Linked DNA regions of Homo sapiens: regions 2 and 3 are each linked to region 1. Evidence: chromatin loops called from intact Hi-C (ENCODE). Cell type or tissue: ovary. All regions are shown on one strand. Each heading gives the region's core, and the rest is flanking DNA. Links, peaks and the distances in the headings are about the cores only. Region 1 holds the start of NOP2 (NOP2 nucleolar protein). Region 2 overlaps ING4 (inhibitor of growth family member 4). Region 3 holds the start of ACRBP (acrosin binding protein).

Evidence for each region. Hi-C counts contacts between places; a loop is a spot of excess contacts. Peaks named below come from ENCODE experiments on the same cell type or tissue, not always from the same donor. Only the 100,000 strongest peaks of a DNase experiment are listed, where the experiment ranks them.
Region 2: a loop joins it to region 1, with 2.2 times the contacts of the local background. A loop is called at or near these places in 15 of 110 quality-filtered maps.
Region 3: it touches region 1 in a loop (2.0-fold over the local background); 5 of 110 quality-filtered maps call a loop at or near these places.

Annotation. Positions count from the first base shown.
Region 1 is chr12:6,565,261-6,569,861 of GRCh38, reverse strand. NOP2 (NOP2 nucleolar protein) reads left to right here and starts at 1,571. Exons shown (of 16, transcript NM_001258308.2): 1 at 1,571-1,655; 2 at 1,940-2,046; 3 at 3,040-3,085; 4 at 3,245-3,333; 5 at 3,526-3,761. The coding sequence starts at 1,944. CHD4-AS1 (CHD4 antisense RNA 1) reads right to left here and starts at 1,491. Exons shown (of 3, transcript NR_199067.1): 1 at 332-1,491. RefSeq lists enhancers at 1,227-1,276, 1,100-1,721. In ovary, for the core only: no CTCF peak of the experiment used is centred there; a DNase peak (open chromatin) is centred at 1,531; H3K4me3 peaks cover 1,457 bases; H3K27ac peaks cover 980 bases.
Region 2 is chr12:6,651,989-6,662,953 of GRCh38, reverse strand. It overlaps ING4 (inhibitor of growth family member 4), which reads left to right. Exons shown (of 8, transcript NM_016162.4): 2 at 6,156-6,227; 3 at 9,558-9,724; 4 at 9,904-10,018; 5 at 10,187-10,292; 6 at 10,536-10,683. Among named protein-coding and RNA genes, the nearest start is that of ING4, 5.6 kb to the left of the region's middle. RefSeq lists a silencer at 7,364-7,564. In ovary, for the core only: no CTCF peak of the experiment used is centred there; no DNase peak of the experiment used is centred there.
Region 3 is chr12:6,638,720-6,649,684 of GRCh38, reverse strand. ACRBP (acrosin binding protein) reads left to right here and starts at 2,253. Exons shown (of 10, transcript NM_032489.3): 1 at 2,253-2,361; 2 at 2,673-2,891; 3 at 3,108-3,202; 4 at 4,348-4,465; 5 at 5,080-5,548; 6 at 6,014-6,146; 7 at 9,163-9,342; 8 at 9,458-9,625; 9 at 10,648-10,731. The coding sequence starts at 2,319. RefSeq lists enhancers at 2,326-2,395, 2,319-2,832, 10,789-10,848. In ovary, for the core only: no CTCF peak of the experiment used is centred there; a DNase peak (open chromatin) is centred at 2,274; H3K4me3 peaks cover 558 bases.

The DNA.
Region 1 (4,601 bases), core at 1-2,500:
TGACCTTGAGCAAGTTGTTTAACTTTGGTGGGATGCAGATATCTCATGTATACCTCATACGGTTGTCAAGTTAAACCAGTGAAGTACATGGAACGGTTTTAACACCTAACCACTACCTTAATGTTAGTTTCTAGGAAGGCTGAGGGGGGTTTTCTTGCTAAGTTGTGCAAAATTGGGATGCAATTTGTGGAAGAACACAGCCTCAATCCCACACCCCCGGAGGCCCGACCTAACGTCCTCCAACCTTGAAACCCTTGTAGTTCACCCCTTCTCATGTCCCAGACCAGGTCAGCCTTGCAACCCGTTGTTTCCCAACTAATTGTAGACCCACCTGAAAGCGAGTTCCGGCGAAGAGGCCCCCTGCGAATGAGGTGCAGTGCAGCACCTTAATTGAGGGGCTGAGCAGGGGTCAGCATCAAGGAAGGTGCTGGGAGGGCGGGGCACGGTGGCTCACAGCCTGTAATCTCAGCACAAAGGTGGGGGCAGGAGGATCGCTTAAGCCCAGGAGTTCTAGACCAGCCCTGGCAATATAGTGAGACGCCACCCCCTACAACCCGTCTCTATAAAAAGATTTTTAAAAAAGGGGCAAAGAGGAGGAGGTAAGTGGCATGGAATTCCACGGTTTTTTTTGTTTGTTTGTTTTGAGATGGAGTCTCGCTTTGTTGCCAGGCTGGAGTACAGTGGCGCGATCTCAGCTCACTGCAACCTCCCCCTCCCGGGTTCAAGCGATTCTCCTGCCTCAGCCTCCCGAGTAGCTGGGACTACACGCGTGCGCCAGCCACCATGCCCAACTAATTTTTGTATTTTTAATAGAGACAAGGTTGGCCAAGATGGTCTCGGATTTCTTGACCTCGTGATCCGCCCGCCTCGACCTCCCAAAGTGCTGGGATTACAGGCGTGAGCCACCGAGCCCGGCTGGTTTTTTTGTTTTTTTTTTTTGAGGTGGAGTTTCGCTCTTGGTGAGGCTTAAGTGGCACGATCTCGGCTTACTGCAACCTCCGCCTCCCGGGCTCAAGCAATTCTGCCTCAGCCTCTCGAGTAGCTGGGATTATAGGCGCCCGCCACCACGCCCGGCTAATTTTGTATTTTTAGTAGAAGCAGGGTTTCACCATATTGGCCAGGCTGGTCTCGAACTCCTGACCTCAAGTGATCCACCCACCTCAGCCTCCCAAAGTGCTGGGATTACAGGCGTGAGCCACTGCGCCCAGCCTGGAATTCCGTGATCTTGACGCTGGACTAGGGCAGTGGATGCGAGGGAGAGGGCTCCAATGTCGGGCCCTGGTTCGAGGAGAAGGTGCGGCTTTCACCCAACAGAAACCGGCCGTGAGGCTAAAAGCCAACTCCATGAGGGAAGGTCGGTCAAGCTCAATGGTTTCGTCACATTGCTCCCTCCACCCGCCGCGGGTGTAAGCTGCGCGTCTCCTTCGAATTGCCCCCTACTCGCCGCCGCCGGCTCCGCTGGCGTTCCCAGGGCGAGCGTAAGTTCCGGGTGCGGCGGCCGACTAGGCGCAACAGGAAGAGGCGGGGCCGCGAGGCTAGCGCTACCCGTGCGCCTGCGTGGAACGATTCTGTGGCGAGTGCCGGCCGAAAGCTAGGTCCGGATTGCACGTGGAGGGCCGCCCGAAGGGCACTCTCGGACATTAACCCGCATTCTGGTGGGTCTAGAGGAAATTGGGGGACGAAGAGTGGCAGCACTGACCTGGTCTGGGACGTGGGGAGAAGGGTGCGCTACCTGGGTTTCAGGTGGGAGGGCGTTCGGTCGGGCCTCCAGGGGGATAGCGGGGGTGCTTGAGTCGCGGGTGCTGAGTCGGGAGTGCTGAGTGAGTTGCGGGTGCTGAGTTGAGGCTGTGCCCTTTCCCACTATAATACGCCAAGCGTGCGTTCTGCCGTTCCCTCCGACACGCGCGACGCCACCTTCTCCCATTTCTGCCTGCCACAGTACCATGGGGCGCAAGTTGGACCCTACGAAGGAGAAGCGGGGGCCAGGCCGAAAGGCCCGGAAGCAGAAGGGTGCCGAGACAGAACTCGTCAGATTCTTGCCTGCAGGTAAGGATTAGTTGTGGCCTCCTGATCCCTCAGCTTTTGCAGTATTCTGTATTATAACCTCTTCTCTTTTTTAGTTTCTGTTCATTTTATATTTAAGTGGAATCTTCTCTGTATGAGTTACTAGGAGGTATGAATGAAACAGCCGTTTAGATTGTAGGGAACTGTTTAGGTCGTAGAGATGTGAAGACACGGACACAACTATTATTCATGCAAGGGAAAAGTGTGATTTAAAACAATTGTGAGTTCAGAGGAAGGGGGAGCCCATGCAGAACTGTAAAAGTTTTTGTTAAGCTGGGTTTTGAAAAATGGGTAACATTGTAGCAAGAGGAAGTAGTGAAGGGGAGGGGTCAGTCACTGATTTGCCTTTTGGAAGGGGTGGAAATGGAAAAGCACGGATCTGGCTGCTTCATGCCGAGTAGTAGTATACTGTGTGGAAGACTGGTGGGAGGTAACACTGGACCGGGAGTTTGTGTTGGGCATTGGATAAAGGATGCAGTTTATTGAGATAGTAGGAAGTCCTGGGCACTGTATTAAACTTGTTGGTCATGTTATATCGCTTAATCATCTTAGAGTCCTGTGAGAGAGGCACTATTAAGGAAACACTTTGGGAGGCCGAGGCAGGTGGATCACCTGAGGTCCAGTGTTCGAGACCAGCCTGGCCAACATGGTGAAACCCTGTCTTTACTAAAAATACAACAATTAGCTGGGTGTGGTGATGGGAGGCTGAGGCAATAGAATCGCTTGAATCTGGGAGAAGGAGGTTGCAGTGAGTTGAGATCACGCCATTGCACTCCAGCCTGGAAGACAAGAGTGAAACTCCATTTCAAAAAAAAAAAAGAAACTTGTATACAGTTATTAAATAATAACAGGGCTGAGATTTAAATGGACTCCTTTTAATTAGTGTACTAATTCTCTTACCATGTTTATTTCCGTTCCCATTTATTTTTAATGTCCCCTGTAACTTGTTCTGCCTCGTTTTTCTTTTTTAAACAGTAAGTGACGAAAATTCCAAGAGGCTGTCTAGTCGTGCTCGAAAGAGGTAAGTGTGGGTGTCAAAACTTAAGTAGGTTAAATTGGTACTGCTCATCTTTGACCACAGAGTTAATTCTAGACTCTCACATTTCCCTATGGTGGAAATGGCAGAGCCTGGAAGTATCTTCCCATTTCTTCACTCCTTGAATCTCTTGTGTCTTTTCAGGGCAGCCAAGAGGAGATTGGGCTCTGTTGAAGCCCCTAAGACAAATAAGTCTCCTGAGGCCAAACCATTGCCTGGAAAGCTACCAAAAGGTCCGTGAAACTAAGAGCTGGATGCTACATGAGGAGTCCCTTTGGGTCCTGGGTAGGGAAGAACTCGCTAAACATTTCCGGAGTGAAAGGAACAGCCAAAGGACATTCTGAGGGGTAGAAAGTACAGGCTCCCAGGGTGTGGGGCCAGGGAATGTGTGGCTGCCATTAGTCCAGGACTCTTCAAACCCTTAGGGATCTCTGCAGGAGCTGTCCAGACAGCTGGTAAGAAGGGACCCCAGTCCCTATTTAATGCTCCTCGAGGCAAGAAGCGCCCAGCACCTGGCAGTGATGAGGAAGAGGAGGAGGAAGACTCTGAAGAAGATGGTATGGTGAACCACGGGGACCTCTGGGGCTCCGAGGACGATGCTGATACGGTAGATGACTATGGAGCTGACTCCAACTCTGAGGATGAGGAGGAAGGTGAAGCGGTGAGATTCATCTTTTTGGGCATTCATAGAAGGATCCTTGCTATTTAGTTTCTTTCCCAGATTCTTGAGACTGTTTCTTAGTGGCAAGGATAAGCCTGACTAGAGGAAAGGGGTTTTTGTGCTCCATCACTGTTTCCCTACTGCCTTATATCCTCCCAGTGCACTACAAGTTTGAAAGAGCTGTAGGATAGAGCATTTAAAAAAATCTAGAAGGCTGTCTTGGTGTAGGTATGGGAAGGTGGACAATGGTGTGCTCCACTGATGGGCACAGAAATGCACTTTTTATAAAGCAGTTATCTCAGAACTTTGAAAAATTTGTTCCTTTTGGCTGGGTATGGTGCCTCACATCTGTAATCCCAGCACTTTGGGAGGCTGAGGCAGGAGGATTGCTTGAGCCCAGGAATTGGAGACCAGCTTGGGCAACATAGGGAGATCCCGTATCTACAAAAAATTAAAAAATTGGCCTGGCACAGTGGCTCATGCCTATAATCCTAGCACTTTGGGAGGCCAAGGTGGGCGGATCACCTGAGCTCCGGAGTTCGAGACCAGCCTGGACAATATGGCGAAACCCCATCCCTACTAAAAATATGAAAATTAGCTGGTGTGGTGGTATATGCCTGTAATCCCAGCTACCTGGGAGGCTGAGGCAGGAAAATTGCTTGAACCTGTGAGGCGGAGATGGCAGTGAGCCGAGATCATGCCATTGCACTCCAGCCTGGGCAACAAAGTGAGACTCTGTCTCAAAAAAAAAAAAAGTTAAGTTAAAAAATGGTTTAAAAATTAGCTGGGTGTGGTGGCGTACGCCTGTAGTCCCAGCTTCTCAGGATGCTGAAGCGGGAA
Region 2 (10,965 bases), core at 6,884-9,383, 86 kb before region 1:
GGTTCTGTGGCAGGAAATATTGGAGGGTGCGGAGAAAGAGGGGGCGGGGCAGCAGGATCGAGGCCCCGCTGATGGGTGTAGACGAGGGAGGGGTGCGGTGTGGGGGTTAGAGACGTGTCTTGAAGGGCTAGTGTGCATGGCCAGGAAGATAGTTGCTGCCCCCATTCTCCAGGGTCTCCAGCCTCGGTAGATTTTTTTCCCCATAGTCGTTCAGAATCGTTATCACACACTGCCATTTGGAGAAGCGGTAAAGACCTCTCCTCCACTCCATTCTTCCTCAAAAGTGGCTTCTCATGGGGTTGAGAGTGGTGGTGATGAGTGACCACTGTCAGATGATGAACTAGAACGCTTCTCTTCATGGAGTAAAGATCTAATTCCCATCAAATGAAAATCTGGTGTTTATGCGATTTATGTAAACCACCCCTGCAGAAAGCCTATTGCTCTGTGCGCTTACATTTGTTTTAGGGCCCGGAGTCATTTATTCAACAAATATTTATTGAGGTCCTGCTATGGGTCAGACATAATGGCAGGCACTAGGGATAGAAAAATGAGTAAGACAAGGCTCCTGCCCTCAAGAAGCTCACGATCTAGTAGGAAACAGATTCTGCAAATAATTATAAAACACTGTGACAAGTGAGATAATGGAAATACATTAAAAAGGACACTTGGTAGGCAACCCTGGAGAAAAGGGGGGTAATTACCTGGGGATGTAGGAAAAGCTTTACAGCGGAGGTGATGTTTGAATAGGGTCTTGAAGGTTATTTGCCAGTGAGGAGAGAAAAAAGGAATTCCAGGTTGGGGAAAGCATCCGCAAAGGTACTGTGATGGGTTTGTGGCAAGGTCAAGGGTGTTTGATATTTATGACTCAGAGGTCAGCGTATTTGATATTTATGAATCTAAGGTAAGAAATTGAGAAAGGAGACTGGAGAAAGAGGCTGAGGCTAGATTGGACAAGGTCTTTTAAGCCAAACGAAGAAGTTTGCATTTTAAAGTAGAGTATGATTTTTATAGAGGAAAATGACTAATATATGGTAAATTGGAGCATGATATTGTTGATAACAGAGATCAATTAGTGATAACATTCCAGGACAGAGATAAGAACCTGATTTTAGGGAGTTACAGAAGTATTTAGGAGTTAAATATGAAAGGACTGACTGAATGACTGAGTGGTTGAGAGAGAAGGAAGAATCTAAGGTGGCTTCTTCCTGCTTAGAAAGTGAGGTAGACAGGCTGGGCACAGTAGCTCATGCCTGTAATCTCAGCACTTTGGGAGGCCAAGGCGGGCAGATCACTTGAGGTCAGGAGTTTGAGATCACCCTGTCCAACATGGTGAAGCCCAGTCTCTACTTTAAAAAAAAAAAAAAATTAGCTGGGCATGGTGGCATGTGACTGTAATCCCAGCTACTTGGGAGGCTGAGTCAGGAGAATCACTTGAACCCAGCAGGTGAAGATTGCAGTGAGCTAAGATCATACATACCACTGCACTCCAGCCTGGGTGACAGAGAAAGACTCCGTGTCCCTCTCAAAAAAAAAAAAAAAAAAAAAAACAAAGGCTGGTGGCCAGGCACGGTGGCTCATGCCTGTAATCCCAACACTTTGGGAGGCTGAGGCAGGCGGATCATGAGGTCAGGAGATCGAGACCAGCCTGGCTAACATGGTGAAACCCCGTCTCTACTAAAAATAAAAAAAATAGCCAGGTGTGGTGGTGTGCCCCTGTAGTCCCAGCTACTTAGGAGGCTAAGGCAGGAGAATCGCTTGAACCTGGGAGGTGGAGGTTGCAGTGGGCCGAGATCATGCCACTGCACTCCAGCCTGGGCAACAGAGTGAGACTCCGCCTCAAAAAAAAAACAAAAACAAAAAGGCTGGGAGCGGTGGCTCACGCCTATAATCCTAGCACATTGGGAGGCTGAGATGGGTGGATCGCCTTAGGTCAGGAGTTCCAAGACCAGCCTGGCTAACATAGTGAAACCCCGTCTCTACTAAAAATACAAAAATTAGCTGGGCGTGGTGGCAGACGCCTGTAATCCCAGCTACTTGGGAGGCTGAGGCACAAGAATTCCTTGAACCTGAGATTGCGCCATTGCACTCCAGCCTGGGCGACAAGAGCGACACTACACCTCAAAAGAAAAGAAAAGAAAGTTACTCAGCGGAGAAAAGATCATGCCAACTGCTGCAGAGATATTTTTTAGGATAGGCTTAATAACACCATTAGATTTGGTAAATCACCAGTGACTCAGTCTTGTGAACTGGTGGTAGCAGACCTGAAGTTGTAGGTTTAAACAGTAGAGGCATTTTATTTTTTTTTATTTATTTTATTTTAGTTTTTCTGTTTGTTTGTTTGTTTTTGAGACAGAGTCTCACTCTGTCACCCAGGCTGGAGCGCAATGGTGCGATCTTGGCCCACTGCAACCTCTGCCTCCCGGGTTCAAGTGATTCTCCTGCCTCAGCCTCTTGAGTAGCTAGGATTACAGTGCCCGCCACCATACCCAGCTAATTTTTGTATTTTTAGTAGAGATGAGGTTTCACTGTGTTGGCCAGGCTGGTCTCAAACTCCCAACCTCAGGTGATCCACCCACCTTGGCCTCCCAGAGTGCTGGGATTACAGGCATGAGCCACCGTACCAGGCCTTTTATTTTTTATATATATATTTAATTTTTATAGAGACAGGATCTGGCCATATTGCCCAGGCTGGTCTCAGACTCCTGAGATCAAGCGATCTACCTGCCTTGGCCTCCCAGAATGCTGGGATTACAGGCGTGAGCCACTGTGCCCAGCAAGTAGAGGCATTTTTAAAGTTTTAGGTGGAGTCTTGGCAAGAGATTTCTCTTGTACTGGGGTGACAAATATTCATGCATTTATTCAAGTATTTACTGAGTACCTGCTCTTTGCAAGTCATAATTCTAAACACTATGGAAACAGGAGAGAATATGATAGCCATGTTCGGCCTGGGGAGACAGATACCAAATAACTAATTACACATTATTTTTTTTAATTTTTTTGTTTTTTGAAACAGTCTTGCTCTTTTGCCCGGGCTGCAACCTCTACCTCCCTGGTTCAAGCAATTGTCCTGCCTCAGTCTCTTGAGTAACTGGAACTACAGCCACAGGCCACCATGCCCATCTATTTTTTTTTTTTTTTTTTGAGACAGAGTCTCGCTCTGTCGCCCAGGCTGGAGTGCAGTGGAGCGATCTCGGCTCACTGAAAGCTCCACCTCCTGGATGCACGCCACTCTCCTGCCTCAGCCTCCCGAGTAGCTGGGACTACAGGCGCCCGCCACCACGGCCAGCTAATTTTTTTGTATTTTTAGTAGAGACGGGGTTTCACCATGTTAGCCAGGATGGTCTCAATCTCCTGACCTCGTAATCTGCTCTCCTCGGCCACCCAAAGTGCCGGGATTACAGGTGTGAGCCACCGCGCCTGGCCTAATTTTTGTTTTGTTTTGTTTTTGAGATGGAGTCGCACTCTGTCACCCAGGCTGAAGTGCAGTGGTGCGATCTCAGCTCACTGCAACCTCCACCTCCCGGATTTAAGCAATTCTTGTGCCTCAGCCTCCCAAGTATCTGGGATTACAGGTTTCACCATGTTGGCCAGGCTGGTCTTGAACTCCTGGCTTCAAGTGAGCCACCCGCCTCGGCCTCCCAAAGTGCTAGAATTACAGGCATGAGCCACCGTGCCTGGCCCTAATTTTTGTATTTTTAGTAGAGATGGGGTTTTGCCAGGCTGCCAAGGCTGGTCTTGAACTCCTGGCCTTGAGTGATCCACCTGCCTTCCAGAGTGCTGGATTACAGGCATGGGCCACCGCACCCAGCCAACTAATTACACATTTATTTAATTACAGTTGGATAAGTGCTTTAAAAAGGTGGCTAGAATACCTTGACATAGATCGAGGGCAGTTAACAGAGTCTGGGAAAGTTGAGTTTGAGCTGAACTTTGGAAGAACGAACAGGAATTTAATAGGCCAAGAGGGATGGGGTGGATGGGATGAGGAAAAGCGAGCGGTGCATTCCAACTAGAGAGAACAGCATGTGGAAAGCCAAATGGCAGGAGGAGCACAGGCCAGTTTGAGGCAGTGCGAGGAGGCCAGTATGGGCAAAGCAGAGCACAAAGGGAGACTGACATGAGTTCAGGCTGGTGTGAGGTAAGCAAGGGCCAGAAAGCGCAGAACATCTTCAGAGCAGTAGGAAGTGACCAGAAGGTTATAAGCGGGAGAGTGACTTGATTAGGTTTGCATTTTTTATTTTTGTGTTTGTTTTTGTTTTTGTTTTTTTGAGTCAGTGTCTTGCTCTGTCATCCAGGCTGGAGTGCATTGGCGTGATCTCGGCTCACTGAAATGTCCACCTCCCAGGTTCAAGGGATTTTTGTGCCCCAGCCTCCCAAGTAGCTGGGATTACAGGCATGTGCACCAAGCCTGGCTAAGTTTTTGTATTTTTGGTAGAGACAGAGTTTCACCATGTTGCCCAGGCTGGTCTTGAACTCCTCAGCTCAGCTGATGCGCCCACCTGGGCCTCCCAAAGTGCTGGGATTACAGGCATGAGCCACCGTGCCTGGCCAGGTTTGCATTTTTTAAAAAGGACATTCTGGCTACTATATGGAAGTAGATTGGAAGTGTTATGTGTATAATAGAGGATACCAGGAGACTATTTGTAATTTGAGGACAAAGAGCTTGGAGGCAGAGATGGAAAATAAAAGAAAGGGGCCCGTCTTAGTGGCTCATGCCAGTAATCCCAGCACTTTGGGAGATCAAGGCGGGCGGATCACCTGAGGCCAGGAGTTCAAGACCAGTCTGGCCAAAATGGTGAAACCCTGTGTCTACTAAAAATACAAAAATTAGTCGGGTGTGGTGGCGCGCGCCTGTGGTCCCAGCTACTCCAGAGGCTGAGGCAGGAGAATCACTTGAACCCAGGAGGTGGAGGCTGCAGTGAGCCAAGATCGTGCCACTGCACTCCAGCCTGGGCAACAGAGCCAGACTCCGTCTCAAAAAACAAAAAAGGAAAAGAAAGGGAAGAGCTTTTTTTTTTTTTTTTGGAGACAGAGTCTCGCTCTGTCACCAGGCTGGAGTGCAGTAGTGCAGTCTTGGCTCACTGCAACCTCTGCCTCCCAGGTTCAAGTGATTCTCCTGCCTCAGCCTCCTGAATAGCTGGGATTACAGGTACGTGCCACCACACCTGGCTAATTTTTATATTTTTAGTAGAAACAGGCTTTCACCATGTTGGCCAGGCTGGTCTCGAACTCCTGACCTCGTGATCCACCCGCCTCAACCTCCCAAAGTGCTGGGATTACAGGCTTGAGCCACCACACCTGACGGGAAGAGCTTATTTATAAAGGAAGGTCACTGAAGGCGAAAAGGGTGGGATAGCCATGCAGAAATGGAAAGGTTTTGTAGAGAAAGAGTTAAGCATGGCCTGTCATGAGAGAACTGATCCATCCTGTCACAGATAAATCCAGAGGTTCAGAGGAAGGAAAACTGAGCTGCACTTTATTTTTTGTTTGTTTGTTTGTTTGTTTGAGATGGAGTCTCACTGTGTCGCCCAGGCTGGAGTGCAGTGGTGCGATCTCGGCTCACTGCAAACTCCGCCTCCCAGGTTCATGCCATTCTCCTGCCTCAGCCTCCTGAGTAGCTGGGAGTACAGGCGCCCGCCATCGCACCTGGCTAATTTTTTGTATTTTTAGTAGAGACGGGGTTTCACCATGTTAGCCAGGATGGTCTCAATCTCCTGACCTCGTGATCTGCTCTCCTCGGCCTCCCAAAGTGCTGGGATTACAGGTGTGAGCCACCATGCCTGGCCATTTGTTTGTTTTTGAGACAGGGACTTGCTCTATTGCCCAGGCTGGAGTGCAGTGGCTCAATCACGGCTCACTGCAACCTCTGCCTCCTGGATTCAAGTGATTCTCATGCCTCAGCCTCCCAAGTAGCTGGGATTAGAGATGCCCACCGTCACACTAGGCTAATTTTCATATTTTTAATAGAGATGGAGGTCTCGCCATGTTGGCCAGGCTGGTCTTGAACTCCTGGCCTTGAGTGATCCACCCCCTTGGCCTCCCAAAGTGCTGGGATTGCAGGCGTGAGCCACCATGTCCGGCCTGAACTGCACTTTAAAAGGAGCTGTAAGGCCTATGCATAGTCAGTCCTGTGATTGTTTCTCTCTCTTCCCTAGGTATTGAAAACCTTCCCTTTGAATTACAGAGAAACTTTCAGCTCATGAGGGACCTAGACCAAAGAACAGAGGGTATGTATAGAGTAAAAAGTTTTTGTATCTAATGAGTGTGTGTAATCATTTATTTTTCTACTTGATGTTACCGTATCATCTGGTATGATCTGGAGAACTGTGGCTTCTCTCGCTCCTTTTTTACGCTCTTGGAATTCTTAAAACAGGATAATGATCCTCATTTCTGTGTCAGCTTTTTCATAACAAATAGAGTATTGTGAAAACGCCTCAAGAATTCAAAGATGCTGTGTTCTTTATGTCTTCCTGGAGAATAATTAGCCAGGCTGGCTCACACCTGTAATCCCAGCACTTTGGGAGGCCTAGGCGGGCAGGTAACTTGAGGCCAGGAGTTTGAGATCAGCCTGGCCACATGGTGAAACCCCATCTCTACTAAAAATACAAAAACTAGCCAGGTGTGGTGGCACGCACCAGTAATCCCAGCTACTTGGGAGGCTGAGACGTGAGAATCGTTTGAACCTGGGAGGTGGAGGTTGTAGTGAGCCCAAATCATGCCACATGTCACTGCACTCCAGCCTAGGCAACAGAGCAAGACTCTGTCTCAAAAAAAAAAAAAAAGAAGAATTAAAGAAAGTCAACTCGAGTCATTTCTGCTCTCCACGTTTGATATATTTATAGGATGACTAGAATGTTTCTACTTCTCTCATTGTTAATGTTACTGTCACAAATTCCCAGTGTGACTTTAGACTGCAACATATGTTGGTAGATGGGAGGTTTGCTATATGAGAAGTCCTTAAAAAGAGAAAGAAAAAAGAAAGAGGAAAGAAAAAAAAGCAGTAATTGACAATGGGATCTCTATACCGTTCACACTTACAGAAGCATTAGATACCATCTCCAGCCTGGAACATTGAGCAAATTTGGCTGCATTGGGGCATTCACTTGGTTTCTTCAAAGATGTCTGTTGGAGCTATTCCCATACCCACTGAAGGATCTGTAGTCTTGTCTTCATTCTATGTAGCCATGTTCAAGGATGTAACAGACTGGTTTTGAGATACATGAAGCTGTGTCTTAAGTTACTCTGAGTTTACACATGAAAAGGTGAACATCATCAAAAACCCTGGACACAGTTCCCTGAGAACTGCCTGCCGAATGGTGAGAACCAGATTGCTTTTTTTGTAATACAGTTGTAACTCTTGAGTTCATGCATGGAAAGACAGTTGGAGATTATGGAACTATATGCTTTTTCAGCTTCTTCCAAGAGCCTGGAATGAAGTGGAGTATAAACAGTGTCTTCACAGATCCTCCTGGTTATCTGTTGCTGCACTATGTTAGAGTCAGACTTGTCTCTTACTACTGACATATTTATGAGCCCTTCCAAATATTAGTAAACATCTATAGTCTCAATGTCCTGGGACATTACCATTCTTCCAATATTAAAACATTTGGGGCCGGGTGCGGTGGCTTACGCCTGTAATCCCAGCACTTTGGGAGGCAGAGGCGGGTGAGTCTCCTGAGATAAGGAGTTTGAGATCAGCCTGGCCCATATGGTGAAACCCTGTCTCTGCTAAAAATACAAAAATTAGTCGGGTGTGGTGGCGCATGCCAGTAATCCCAGCTACTCAGGAGGCTGATGCAGGAGAATCGCTTGAACCTGGGAGGTGGAGGTTGCAGTGAGCTGAAATCACACTACTGCACTCCAGCCTGGGCAACACAGTGAGACTTGGTCTCAAAAAAAAATAAATAAAATAAAATAAAACATCTGGGAGACCGGGTGCCGTGGCTCATGTCTGTAATCCCAGTACTTTGGGAGGCCGAGGCGGGCAGATCACTTGAGATCAGAACTTCGAGACCAGCCTGGCCAACATGGTGAAACCACATCTCTACTAAAAATGCAAAAATTAGCCAGATGTGGTGGCGCACACCTGTAGTCCCAGCTACTTGGGAGACTGAGGCACGAGAATCCCTTGAACCCACGAGGCAGAGGTTGAGGTGAGCCAAGATCGTGCCACTGCACACCAGCCTGGGCAACAGAGCGTGACTCCGTCTCAAAACAAAAAAACGTGTTTGGAGCAATATCTAGGATGGACAAACAGGAAAAAAAGAAGTAATGGAAAATGAAAGAAGTTGCAATGATGAGCCAAATAGGATGGGCAGCCTGGCTGCAGTGGCTCACACCTGGAATCCCAACACTTTGGGAGGCTGAGGCAGGTGGATCATTTGACCAGGAGTTCAAGACCAGCCTGGGCAATATAGTGAGACCTCATCTCTAGAAATAATTTTTTTAAAAAAATTATCAGGGTGTAGTGGCATGTGCCTGTGGTCCCAGCTACTCCAGAGGCTGAAATGGGAGATCATTTGAGCTCAGAGGTTGAGGCTGCAGTGTGATCCATGATCATGCCACTGCACTCCATCCAACCTGGGCAATAGAGTGAGACCCTGTCTCAAAAAAAAAAAAAAAGAAAAATAGAGTGAGCAGTAAGATAAGCAGAATTGTTACATGGATGTTGGAGTAAGGTCTAATTTTAAATTGTGTGATATACTCAACTACTCAGGAGGCGAAAAGATAGAATCACTTGAGGACAGGAGTTGGAGGTCAGCCTAGGCAACAAACATAAGAGAGAACCTGCGCCTGCCTCTAAAAATAAATAGATTAGGCCAGGCATGGTAGCTCACCCCCAATAATCCCAGCACTTTGGGAGGCTGAAGCAGGCAGATTGCTTGACCCAGGAGTTCGAGACCAGCCTGGGTAACGTGGAAAAAGCCTGTCTCTACAAAAAAATAGAAAAAATTAGCCAGGCGTGGTGGTGCCTGAGATGGGAGGATCACCAGAGCTCAGGAAGTTGAGGCTGCAGTGAGCCATGATTGTGCCACTGCACTCCAGCCTGGGCGACAAAGTGAGACCCTGTGTCAAAAAGAAAAAATACTAATAATTTTGAAATGTATGATATTGATGTACAGACTTGGAAACCAGCAACAGCAGATGACTCAGCCTGATTTGCGGCAGACAACTGCTGTGGGATGTTTTTGAGAAGGAAACAATGGCTTTTGAGACAAAATTCAAGAAGCAGCAAGCCCTTCAAAGAAGCATCTTCAAACATGGACAAAAATACACTTCATATTAATGTGGTGTGCAAAGGATCCCTTGCTGTGTTTCAGTAATTTAAATTCCAACTATGATAGCAATGTTTTCAGCACCTTGAAAGGACCTTTAAAGCAAATATTGTCAGTATGTTCCATTACTTGAGTGCATGGCACAGTACCTCTGAACATTCAGTACTTTTTAGTTGGAAGGTTATGCTAATCAATGGAAAAGGTCCAAAGAACAAAAGGAAGAAATGTGTTTCACCTAGCCACTCAGGGGCCATTGTGACCAGGCCTCTGTCTCTGTTGTAGACCTGAAGGCTGAAATTGACAAGTTGGCCACTGAGTATATGAGTAGTGCCCGCAGCCTGAGCTCCGAGGAAAAATTGGCCCTTCTCAAACAGATCCAGGAAGCCTATGGCAAGTGCAAGGAATTTGGTGACGACAAGGTGCAGCTTGCCATGCAGACCTATGAGATGGTATGGCCCTGTTCATGGCTCCCCACCTACTTCCCATCTAATCCTCAGGGTCTTAGACCCCTCCTTCAACTGTGTTGGGATCTGTTTGGGGTCTGTGAGATCCATAAACTCTGCCTTAACCTATTTTCTTTAATTGGAGATAGTTTTGTACCTCTCCTTTCTCCTTCCTTTCCACCCAGGTGGACAAACACATTCGGCGGCTGGACACAGACCTGGCCCGTTTTGAGGCTGATCTCAAGGAGAAACAGATTGAGTCAAGTGACTATGACAGCTCTTCCAGCAAAGGCAAAAAGAGTGAGGAGGGGGCGGGGCTGTGAGAGGTGGGGCGAGGACTGAAAGGGAGAAGAAGTCAGCTCTTCATCTGGTGGGAAGTTTGGCACCAGGTTGGAAAGGGGGAGAGAAGAGGACTTAACCCATCTTTCTGTCTCCCTGCCTTCTGGCTTTCTCCCTCTTCCCTAGAAGGCCGGACTCAAAAGGAGAAGAAAGCTGCTCGTGCTCGTTCCAAAGGGAAAAACTCGGATGAAGAAGCCCCCAAGACTGCCCAGAAGAAGTTAAAGCTCGTGCGCACGTGAGTGATTCAGGGAGCCCTTTGCCGGATGACATCCTCTTCTCTCCCGGTGCCCCACTCCCAGCCTGCACCGCCCCCTGCCGCTTTCTATATGTCTGCGCCAAGAACTCTTCTTATCATTTTGGTATCTGCTGGAGAAGCCACAAATCATTTGCCCTACCAGGATCTCCTGCCACCTCTGAAAGCCTCAGGCTTTAGCTTCCCTTCCTGTAGATGACACTTTCTCTTCCTCTTGGCATGCAGAAGTCCTGAGTATGGGATGCCCTCAGTGACCTTTGGCAGTGTCCACCCCTCTGATGTGTTGGATATGCCTGTGGATCCCAACGAACCCACCTATTGCCTTTGTCACCAGGTCTCCTATGGAGAGATGATTGGCTGTGACAACCCTGATGTGAGAAACATTTTGCCTTAGGATGGGGGGTTGTGAGGGGCATGAAGGGAGTGGGTACAAGAGGGAAAATCCCACAGTTGAGTACTGGGACTTCAGAATAGAAGAAAGATGGGCTGGACGTAGTAGCTCTTGCCTGAAATCCCAGCACTTTGGGAGGCTGAGGCGGGCAGATCACGTGAGGTCAGGAGTTTGAGACCAGCCTGGCCAACATAGTGTAACCCCTTCTCTACTAAAAATACAAAAATTAGCTGAGCATAGTGGCACACGACTGTCATCCCAGCT
Region 3 (10,965 bases), core at 1,088-3,587, 79 kb before region 1:
ACTCCAGCCTGGGCGATAGAGTGAGACTCCGTCTCAAAAAAATAAATAGGCTGGGTGCGGTGGCTCACACCTGTAATCCCAGCACTCTGGGAGGTTGAGGTGGGTGGATCACCTGAGGTCCGGAGTTCGAGGCCAGTCTGGCCAACATGTTAAAACCCCATCTCTACTAAAAATACAAAAATTAGCCAGATGTGGTGGCATGTGCCTATAATCCTAGCTACTTGGGAGGTTGAGGCAGGAGAATCACTTGAACCCAGGAGGCAGAGATTGCACTGTGCTGAGACCAGCCATAATTTTTGTATTTTTAGTAGAGACTGGGTTTCACCCTTTTTTTTTTTTTGAGATGGAGTCTCACTCTGTCATGCAGGCTGGAGTGCAGTGGCGTGATTTCGGCTCACTGCAACCTCCATCTCCCGAGTTCAAGCAATTCTCCTGCCTCAGCCTCCCGAGTAGCTGGGACTACAGGCACATGCCACCACGCCTGGCTAATTTTTTGTATTTTTAGTAGAGACAGGGTTTCACCGTGTTAGCTAGGATGGTCTTGATCTCCTGACCTCGTGATCTGCCTGCCTTGGTCTCCCAAAGTGCTAGGATTACAGGCATGAGCCATCGCACCGGCCAAGTTTCACCATTTTGGCCAGGCTGGTCTCAAACTCCTGGCCTCAAGAGATCCACCCTCCTTGGCCTCCCAAAGTGCTGGAATTCCAGGAATGAGCCACAGTGCCTGGTCTCTATTTTATTAATTTATTTTATTTTATTTTATTTTTGAGACAGGGTCTCACTTTGTCACCCAGGCTGGAGCACAGTGGTGAGATCTCAGCTCACTGCAGCCTTGACCTCTGAAGACTCAGGTGATCCTCCTACCTCAGCCTCCCCAAGTAGTAAGTGGGACAACAGGCGCACACCACCACACCTGACAATTTTTGTATTTTTTGTAGAGACAGGGTTTCGCCATGTTGCCCAGGCTGGTCTGGAACTCCTGGGCTCAAGGAATCCACCCGCCTTGACTTCCCAAATGCTGGGATTACAGGCGTGAGCCACCAAGTCTGGCCCAAGACAATTTCTTGTTTTATTTTTCTTTTTTACTTTTGCTTTTGGGTGGGGACAGGGTCTCACTTTGTCACCCAGGCTGGAGAGCAGTGGCCCGATTGCACCTCACTGCAGCCTTGGCCTCATGGGCTCAAGCGATCCTCCCATCTCAGCCCCCCAAGAAACTGGGACTACAGGCACGTGCCACCACGCTTGGCTAATTTTTTGTACTTTTTGTAGAGACGAGGTTTCGCCCTGTTGCCCAGGCTGGAATTTCTCATTTTAAACACAAAACAGATACAAAAGCAAAAGTTCTCCTCCCATACCTCAGTGGACTGTCTTACTCGATTCTCCCTTGGAAACCACTTTCGTAGACCACTGAGCCACCCTCTTGTTTTCCCCTTGGACCCATTTTGCTCATGGAGGCGCCCTGTCTAGTTCCTACCCAGATAGGCCTTGACTTGGTTTTGCACATTCTATCTCTGCCTGCGCTTAGCTCTAGACCTCACGACCTGTTTGTTGGGCGAGTTGCTTCCCTAAGCCCCGATTTCTCATCTGTAAAACGAATGATAGTGTATCTACCTTATGGGATTCCTATGGCAATTACGTAAGGTAGTGCATGTAAAGATGCTAAGTGGCTGGCTACGGTGGCTCACACCTGTAATCCCAGCACTTTGGGAGGCCGAGGTGGGCAGATCATTTGAAGTCAGGAGTTCAAGACCAGCCTGGCCAACATGGTGAAACCCAGTCTCTACTAAAAATACAAAAATTAGGCCGGGCATGGTGGCTCACGCCTGTAATCCCAGCACTTTGGGAGGCCGAGGTGGGCGGATCACAAGGTCAAGAGATCGAGACCATCTGGCCAGCATGGTGAAATACCATCTCTACTAAAAATACAAAAATTAGCTGGGCGTGGTGGCGTGCACCTATAGTCCCAGCTACTCGGGAGGCTGAGGCAGGAGAATCACTTGAACCTGGGACGCCGAGGTTGTAGTGAGCCGAGATCGCACCACTGCACTCCAGCCTGGGCGACAGAGTAGGACTCCGTCTCAAAAAAAAAAGAAAAAGACGCTAAGTGAAGGTAGCTGTTTGCCATTCCTACCATCTGGATGGGCTCTGGCCACTTTAGGGCCCTGAGAGCCCGGCTGTCGAGGCCCCGCCCCGGCCCGCTCTTTGTGACGCGTGGGCGGTGCCCGCGTGCGCCCCGCCCCGCGCCTGCGGCTCTCTCTGCGGCTTGGCCCGTTAGAGGCGGCTTGTGTCCACGGGACGCGGGCGGATCTTCTCCGGCCATGAGGAAGCCAGCCGCTGGCTTCCTTCCCTCACTCCTGAAGGGTGAGAGGTTTACACCTGCTCCAACAGACTCTCCCCGGGCTAGTCCTCTCCCTCCCGAGAGCTCTGCTTTTACGGTTTCTGGATCGCTTCCTCATGGTGGTCGCGCTGGGTCGGCTCCCTAGGTCCTGGGATACTCCCATCTCCCCCCGCCCGCGGCCGGACCTTTGCCTCTGTCTCTAGACTCCCCCCGCCCTGGTCAGCAGGGATAACCCTCACCCCGTTCCTAATTTGCCAGTCTGGGTCTGTCTGTCCTGGTCTCGGAGCGGGTTTTGGGGTTCGGTCCTTCCATCATCCGTTCGCCCGCTCCGCAGTGCTGCTCCTGCCTCTGGCACCTGCCGCAGCCCAGGATTCGACTCAGGCCTCCACTCCAGGCAGCCCTCTCTCTCCTACCGAATACGAACGCTTCTTCGCACTGCTGACTCCAACCTGGAAGGCAGAGACTACCTGCCGTCTCCGTGCAACCCACGGCTGCCGGAATCCCACACTCGTCCAGCTGGACCAATATGAAAACCACGGCTTAGTGCCCGATGGTGAGGGCCAGACTAGGGGGGAAACCGAGGCACCCAGAGTGTTCACCCAAACCTCAGGGCAAAAACCCCTGTGCTCATGTGAGGCGGGGAAGGGCATGGCTGGCACCACACCATGAGCTCGTACTCTCCACCCTCCCCATGGCGTGGAGTCCATTGCCCACAGCCCCACCCCAAGCTCCCCACGGGTTCATCTTCTCCACCCCTGCCCTTTCTCAGGTGCTGTCTGCTCCAACCTCCCTTATGCCTCCTGGTTTGAGTCTTTCTGCCAGTTCACTCACTACCGTTGCTCCAACCACGTCTACTATGCCAAGGTGAGGCCCAGGACAAAGGTTGGATTTGGTGCCCCAGGGCCAAGGGAGAGGCGGCAGCAGTGGGGAGTTGAGGAAGGGTTCCAGGAGAGTCATCCTTAGCTCCTCCTTCCCTGCCATTTTGCCAGTCATTTACCCAGATTATATATGAATACAGTCTCACCTTGGATATTCAGATTGAACAATTCTGTTACTGCAAGAAAAGTAGAGAAGAGACTGGGCATGGTGGCTCATGCCTGTAATCTCAGCACTTTGGGAGCCCGAGATGGGCAGATCACCTGAAGTCAGGAGTTCGAGACCAGCCTGGCCAACATGGTGAAACCCCGTTTCTACTAAAAATACAAAAAAAAAAAAAAAAAATAGCCGGGCTTGGTGATGGGCGCCTGTAATCCCAGCTACTCGGGAGGCTGAGGCAGGAGAATTGCTTGAACCCGGGAGGCAAAGGTTGCAGTAAGCCGAGATCATGCCACTGCACCCTATCCTGAGTGGCAGAGCAAGACTGTGTCTCAAAAAAAAACAACAACAGGGACGAGTGCGGTGGCTCACGCCTGTAATCCCAGCACTTTGGGAGGCCGAGGCAGGCAGATCATGAGGTCAGGAGATCGAGACCATCCTGGCTAACACGGTGAAACTCTGTCTCTACTAAAAATACAAAAAATTAGCTGGGCGTGGTGGCAGGCGCCTGTAGTCCCAGCTACTCGAGAGACTGAGGCAGGAGAATGGCGTGAACCCGGGAGGTGGGGCTTGCAGTGAGCCGAGATCGCGCCACTGCACTCCAGCCTGGGTGACAGAGTGAGACTCCGTCTCAAAAAAAAAAAACAAAAAAAACAAACCCAAAACCCAAACAAAAAGAAGTAGGGAAGAGGGATGGGAAGAGGCAAAGAGATAAGCCCTTACGTTTCTTCGAACAGGTCAGTGATTTTGAGTCAAATGCAAAAGTGACGGCAGGGATGTGGCCCAGACAAACAGAGATTCATCTTCTGAAGGGACCCTTTCTCAGGTCTAGAGGGTTCCAGCAGGGACCATGTCCCTTTATCCCTGCCTAGAAACTGAGAGATAAGACATGCTGGAAAAGGGGTTGAAGAACCAGCTGGAGCAGAAGTCTGCCCTTTAGGAAAGGCTTTCCCATTTTCCTTCTCTTCCTGCAGAGAGTCCTGTGTTCCCAGCCAGTCTCTATTCTCTCACCTAACACTCTCAAGGAGATAGAAGCTTCAGCTGAAGTCTCACCCACCACGATGACCTCCCCCATCTCACCCCACTTCACAGGTGAGACCCTCTCAGCAGCCGGGAGACCACCAGCTACTCCCACAACTCCCAGAGCCCACAACGTAAGGCATCCATGGCAGGGAAATGGGAAGCATGTTGGGCGGGAAGGGGGCGCCAGCAGACAGCTGTTTACACAAAGGAGTGTCAGCTTTTTATGAATACAAGTTAGGGCTCTCCTGGACCAGAATCTCTTCTGCCATTACTTACAATTTTGCCCTGAATCCATTTTTCCCAATTCCAGAGACATTGTTGCATTACAAAGGACCTCTAGGCCCTTTATAAGCTAATGTCTTCACTTTAGAAAGGATTGACTGCTAGCTACTCAGCATACTTGGTGTTTCCTAAGGGAGAGGGACAAATGGTGGTATTTGAGGTGGAAGTTAGGGAAGGAGGAGTGCTTGCCAGGGAGGTGGGAAGGTGATGCATACCACCAGCCTTACAGTTGCCGTGGTAATGTTCTTTTAGTTTAATACTTATGTTCTTTTCTGTGTTTTTCTGTGTGTATAAGTGTGACTTGGTCTGCTTTGTTTATGTGTGTGTCCCTCTGTGAACAAAGACACTCAGGGGCTAGAAGCCTGACTGTCTCTCTCCCTTCTCTCTAAACCCTGCTGTAGTGACAGAACGCCAGACCTTCCAGCCCTGGCCTGAGAGGCTCAGCAACAACGTGGAAGAGCTCCTACAATCCTCCTTGTCCCTGGGAGGCCAGGAGCAAGCGCCAGAGCACAAGCAGGAGCAAGGAGTGGAGCACAGGCAGGAGCCGACACAAGAACACAAGCAGGAAGAGGGGCAGAAACAGGAAGAGCAAGAAGAGGAACAGGAAGAGGAGGGAAAGCAGGAAGAAGGACAGGGGACTAAGGAGGGACGGGAGGCTGTGTCTCAGCTGCAGACAGACTCAGAGCCCAAGTTTCACTCTGAATCTCTATCTTCTAACCCTTCCTCTTTTGCTCCCCGGGTACGAGAAGTAGAGTCTACTCCTATGATAATGGAGAACATCCAGGAGCTCATTCGATCAGCCCAGGAAATAGATGAAATGAATGAAATATATGATGAGAACTCCTACTGGAGAAACCAAAACCCTGGCAGGTATAGGAAGTTTTGACTCTGTCATCCACCCTGCCCTCCCTTCTGCCTTTCTTGGGAGTGAGAAGCCCATTTTCCTAGCTTCAGCCTCCAGATCCACTCAGACCTGTCTGGACTTCAGGCACAGCTAGCAACTGCCTCACCAATTCTGTGCCCATTGTTGGCTTAAGCACTGCTCAAATGCTTATTCTCTATGTAAGCCCTGTACCTGGAGCTACCAGACTTGGGTTCTGGTCTTGTCTCTGCCCTGTTTAGCATTGCAATCCTGAGAAAGTAATTTCTCCTTTCGGGTCCTCAGTTCCTCATTTGAAAAATGAGGCGATTTGTCCAGAGGCCTCTAAGGCCCCATGCTAAGCATGCTGAATGTGTGTGACCAAAGCAGACACTAAGGGAAGGGGAAGAGACTGGATGTAGTTTCCTGCCCGGGCCACCTGGCCCAGCCCCACCCTCAGTGCTGTCTTCTTGCAGCCTCCTGCAGCTGCCCCACACAGAGGCCTTGCTGGTGCTGTGCTATTCGATCGTGGAGAATACCTGCATCATAACCCCCACAGCCAAGGCCTGGAAGTACATGGAGGAGGAGATCCTTGGTTTCGGGAAGTCGGTATGCCAGCCATACTGTCTAATGGATACATGCCACTGGGCATCCTCTTGGCCAGGCACTGTGCTAGGCTATGGGAGTGGAGGATGGGCAGGAGAAGCATGAGACATAGCTGGAGAGATTCTCTCCAAGTGGGACTCTTTTCTTAGGAAGGGCATTACCAGTCCACTTTAAAGGAGGAAGGCTCAAGACCCAGTCTGAAATGCAATCCAGTCCAGAATTCATTCTTCACCTCTTCACCTCCCTGAGTTGCCAGGCTTCCAGATTTCACTCCTTTTTTTTTTGAGACAGGGTCTTACTCTATTACTCAGGCTGGAGGGGAGTGGTGCGATCATGGCTTACTGCAGCCTTGACCACCTGGGCTCAAGTGATCCTCCTCTCATCTCAGCCTCCCGAGTAGCTGGGACTATAGGCATGTGTCACCATGCCTGGCTAAATTTTTTTTTATTTTTTGTAGAGATGGGGTCTCCCTTTGTTGCCCATGTTTGTCTAGAACTCCTGGGCTCAACCAATCCTCCTGCCTCGGCCTCCCAAAATGCTGGGATTACAGGCATGAGCCACCATGCCCAGCCTTGAGTCAACTCTTGATTCTTGATCCACCTCACCATCTTCCTAGCTTTGCCTTAGATGCAGCTCTTCTTCTTTCCAGAGAGTTCATAGAACCCATTCCAGGGAATCTGTAAAGAGATTCCAGTCTCAATGTGTCCTCAACAACCAGCAAGTCTACTCCCAGGAAAATATACCTTAGATTTTCACAAATAATACAATTTAGCAAACATTTTTCGAGAGCTCAGATACCATCCATTCATCTGTTTGTTCAACAAATACTGATTGGGAGGACAAGAATAACATAAAAATGAATGAGGTAGAGCATACTTGTCCTATATAAATCCAGACTTTCTATAAAGCTCAAGTAACTAGGATAATGTGAAATTGGGATGGTGACAGACAAATAGACTACCCAGAGCCCAGAAACAGATTTTCTGTGACTGATTTGTGGGAAAAGAGGAACTCCCATTTATGGTACTGGAATGATGGGTTAACCATGAGGAAAAAATGAAATTGAATTTCTATCTTACACCCAAAGATTTGGGTGTCCCCTGCAGATAGATGATCACCTAGGAGTAGATACACAAAAAACATTTCAAGATGATTTAAAGACTTAAGGGTTTCACACCATATACAAAAATTAACTCACAATGGATCAAAGACCTAAATGTAAGACCTAAAAGTGCCTGTAAAACTCTTAGAATAAAACTTAGATGTATCTTGTCATGAAAAAAAATACTGATTGGGGACAAACTCTACTAGATATTTAAGATGTTAGCAGTATGTGCAATAGAGCCAGTCCTCTGTCCTCTTGGAATCTAGGGCAGGAGAGAGACAAGGAAATATGCAGGATGGTGTGATGGGATCAGTGCTGTAGCAGGGATAGGCACAAAGTACAGAGAGCAGATGGGGTGGGTTGGGGACAACTCTCCATGTTTGGGAGGATCAGAGGGTGCTTCCAAGAAGAACTGATGTTTAAACTGAGACCTGAAGATAAAAGAAGTGAATCCAGGCAAAAGAAGGGGCTTGGTAGAAGATTCCTGATAGAGAATAGTATGTGCAAAGGCTATGATGCAAAGAAGAGTAGAAATTTCTTTTGTATTTTTTTGTAGAGACAGGGTCTCGCCATGTTGCCCAGGCTGATCTCAAACTCCTGGGCTCATGGAATCCATCTCAGCCACTTCCACTCAGCTGGAATTACAGGCATGAGCCACCGTGCCTGGCCCAAAGAAGAGGTAGAAATTTCATGAGTGAAATTAGTATGCTAACAATGAGCATACTGTTTCTGCTCTTAAGGGGCCAAGAACCCATGAGGGAGTTAATATGGATACAGTAATATTACAAAGGGAGTGTGGTCGGTGAGGTTCTTAAACAAAATGCAAGAAGTTCAGGGTTTTATGGAGGGAGCTCACTGGATTTGATGGCTTAGATAAGAGGACAGTAAGGAGGGAGTCCCTTTTACCTGGAGCAGAGCAGCAGGAGACAGAGTCAAAGAGATCAACAGGGTCATGACGCAAAAACTCTTGAATGGCAACATGAGCATTTGCACTGAATTTGATAGGAAAGGGGAATCCAATAAAGATTTCTGGCCAGGGACATGATGCCTCCGTTATGTGGGAGGAGCAGGCAAGGTGCCATAGGAGATTGCATGCACTGTGACAGGCTGTGCCCATGGGGGAGGAAGGAGGACCGTGGGATTGACTAAAGATACTGCTTAGTACGATCTCCTGCTAGTGCTGAGGAAGCTGAGGGCAGAACCCAGCTGGGAGATTGGTAACTCCACTCTGAAGAATAGCTTCCAAGAACTTGGAGGTTTCCAACCCAGGTACTTGGATAGAGCATAGGTTTTAGAGTTGGAAGGACCTGGACCCATGTCCCAGCTTCCCCATCTGTTAGATAAGTGGCTTTGAGCAACTTACTCAACCTCACTGAGAGTCAGTTTCCTTGTCAGTAAATGAGAGTAATATTAGTATCTCTGCTGTTATAGGGTTGTCGTGAAAACTAAATGAAATGAGAGCATGTGTAGCCATAGTGCTGGCACTGGGTCACCTCTTTGTAAATATTAGCATTATCATTAGCAGAGGTGGCAGGGGAGGGTTATGAGTTCTTTTCAGATAGGCTAAGTTGGGGTATCTGTAAGATCACCCAATCACAGACATCTGTCAGGCACTTGGCAATGAGGATTTGGAGCCCAAGAGAGAGATCAGAGCTGGTGATAAAGATTTGGGTGTCACTCGCAGATAGATGATTACCTAGGAGTAGATAAATCATCCAGGAAGAGGGTGAAGAAATAGCTGAGGCAAGGTCCTTGAGGAACCCTTGGGGAGGAGGCCAAGTAGAAAACCCAGAGAAGCTTTTGGAAGAGGCTAAATGCAAAGACATTCTGCAGGGCCCACCCTGGAGGGCTGAGGCATGGGAGAAGGCAGGCCGCTGACTCTCAGCTTCAGCCTCACCCATTCCCCTGCCCCAGGTCTGTGACAGCCTTGGGCGGCGACACATGTCTACCTGTGCCCTCTGTGACTTCTGCTCCTTGAAGCTGGAGCAGTGCCACTCAGAGGCCAGCCTGCAGCGGCAACAATGCGACACCTCCCACAAGACTCCCTTTGTCAGCCCCTTGCTTGCCTCCCAGAGCCTGTCCATCGGCAACCAGGTATCTAGCCCGGCAGCCCGCAGTGGGAAAGGCAGAACTGGGTGGCAGGGGTGGGGTGGTGGTGGCCAGCAGGTGGGGAGGGGCACGCACCTCTCCCCTATCTCCTGTGCCACAGGTAGGGTCCCCAGAATCAGGCCGCTTTTACGGGCTGGATTTGTACGGTGGGCTCCACATGGACTTCTGGTGTGCCCGGCTTGCCACGAAAGGCTGTGAAGATGTCCGAGTCTCTGGGTGGCTCCAGACTGAGTTCCTTAGCTTCCAGGATGGGGATTTCCCTACCAAGGTTAGAACCTTTCCCCAAAGCTCAGCCCCATCCCTACCCTCACCCCATTCCTTCCAGTTACTTGCTGTGAGTAGCGCTAGTTTGTGGAAGGGGGCTTGGGCCCCTGGCTTCTGAGAACCCGTCCTCACTGAATCTCCTGCCTCTCTCCAAGAGACCATTGCACCCCACCCCACCCTCCACCAATAGAGCAGGCAAAGGAGTGGGGACCCAGAGGGCTGAGAAAACAGGAGCTAGAGGTTCTGGTCCCAACTCTGCCAGTTACTTGCTGGGTGGCTGTGATCAAGTCACTTCCTACTCAATCAAAGAGTCATCTCTACAAGAAATGACTGAGTGACACGTGCACCACTGCCCAACCCTGTGATCCAGGACTTCCCGGCCTTAGCCTGACGGGCTTCCCAGCTCTTCCAGTGCCTTCCCTGCTCAATTAAATCAACTTGGCTCCCCGTTCCCCTGAGTTACCTCCCCTGTGGAATGACCTGTTGTTTTAGATCCAGGCCTCTCCTCCTGTAGTTAGCAGGGAAAACCAAGGCAAGGAAAAGTAAGGGCAGCTGAAGCAAGGGCTGGTAGCTGAGCTGGGGGGCCCATGTCCAGCTCTTGTCCCTGGGCCCCTTGATCTGGAATGGGGAGGCGAGGTCCAAAGAAGGCAGTGACTCACTTCCCCCTTCCCTTATCTACCATTACCAGAAAAATCCTTGACATCAGGCCACTAATCGGGTCCCTGTCCCATGTTCTGGACCCTTATCTACCCCGTCCTGCCCCATTCCCGCTTCCTCAGCCACTTTCCCAGTAAGCTGACTGGCAGCCTCATACTCTCCCAGGCTCCTGGCTTCTTCCCAGCAACCTGTGACAGAGCGGCAGGGGAAAGGCAGAGGGAAAGCGGAGTGAGGGGCCGCCTGTGTGTGGAAGACCTGGGTCTTGGGCCACACCCTGCCCCTGGCTCTGCCCTAGCAGATATTCCCTGGAGTGCTGCTGCCTGGTGAGGCTTCTGATACCCTCTTCCCTCTCTCTGGCTCTTGGCTTAGATTTGTGACACAGACTATATCCAGTACCCAAACTACTGTTCCTTCAAAAGCCAGCAGTGTCTGATGAGAAACCGCAATCGGAAGGTGAGCACCCCTGCCCTGCCCCTCCTTCTCCCAGCACCCCCTCAATCAGTCACCATAACTGGTCTATTCTGAGGCCCCCTCTGCGAGCAGCTAGGATGTGGAAAGCGGTTCCTGCTTGCATCTCTGGGGCAGAGGCCTCCACCAGCAGGCTCTCCTCCATTCCTCCAGTCCTGGCGGAAGCAAGGCCCTCCTAGGCAGCTGGTGGATAACAGAGGAGGGTCCTAAGAGCACCAC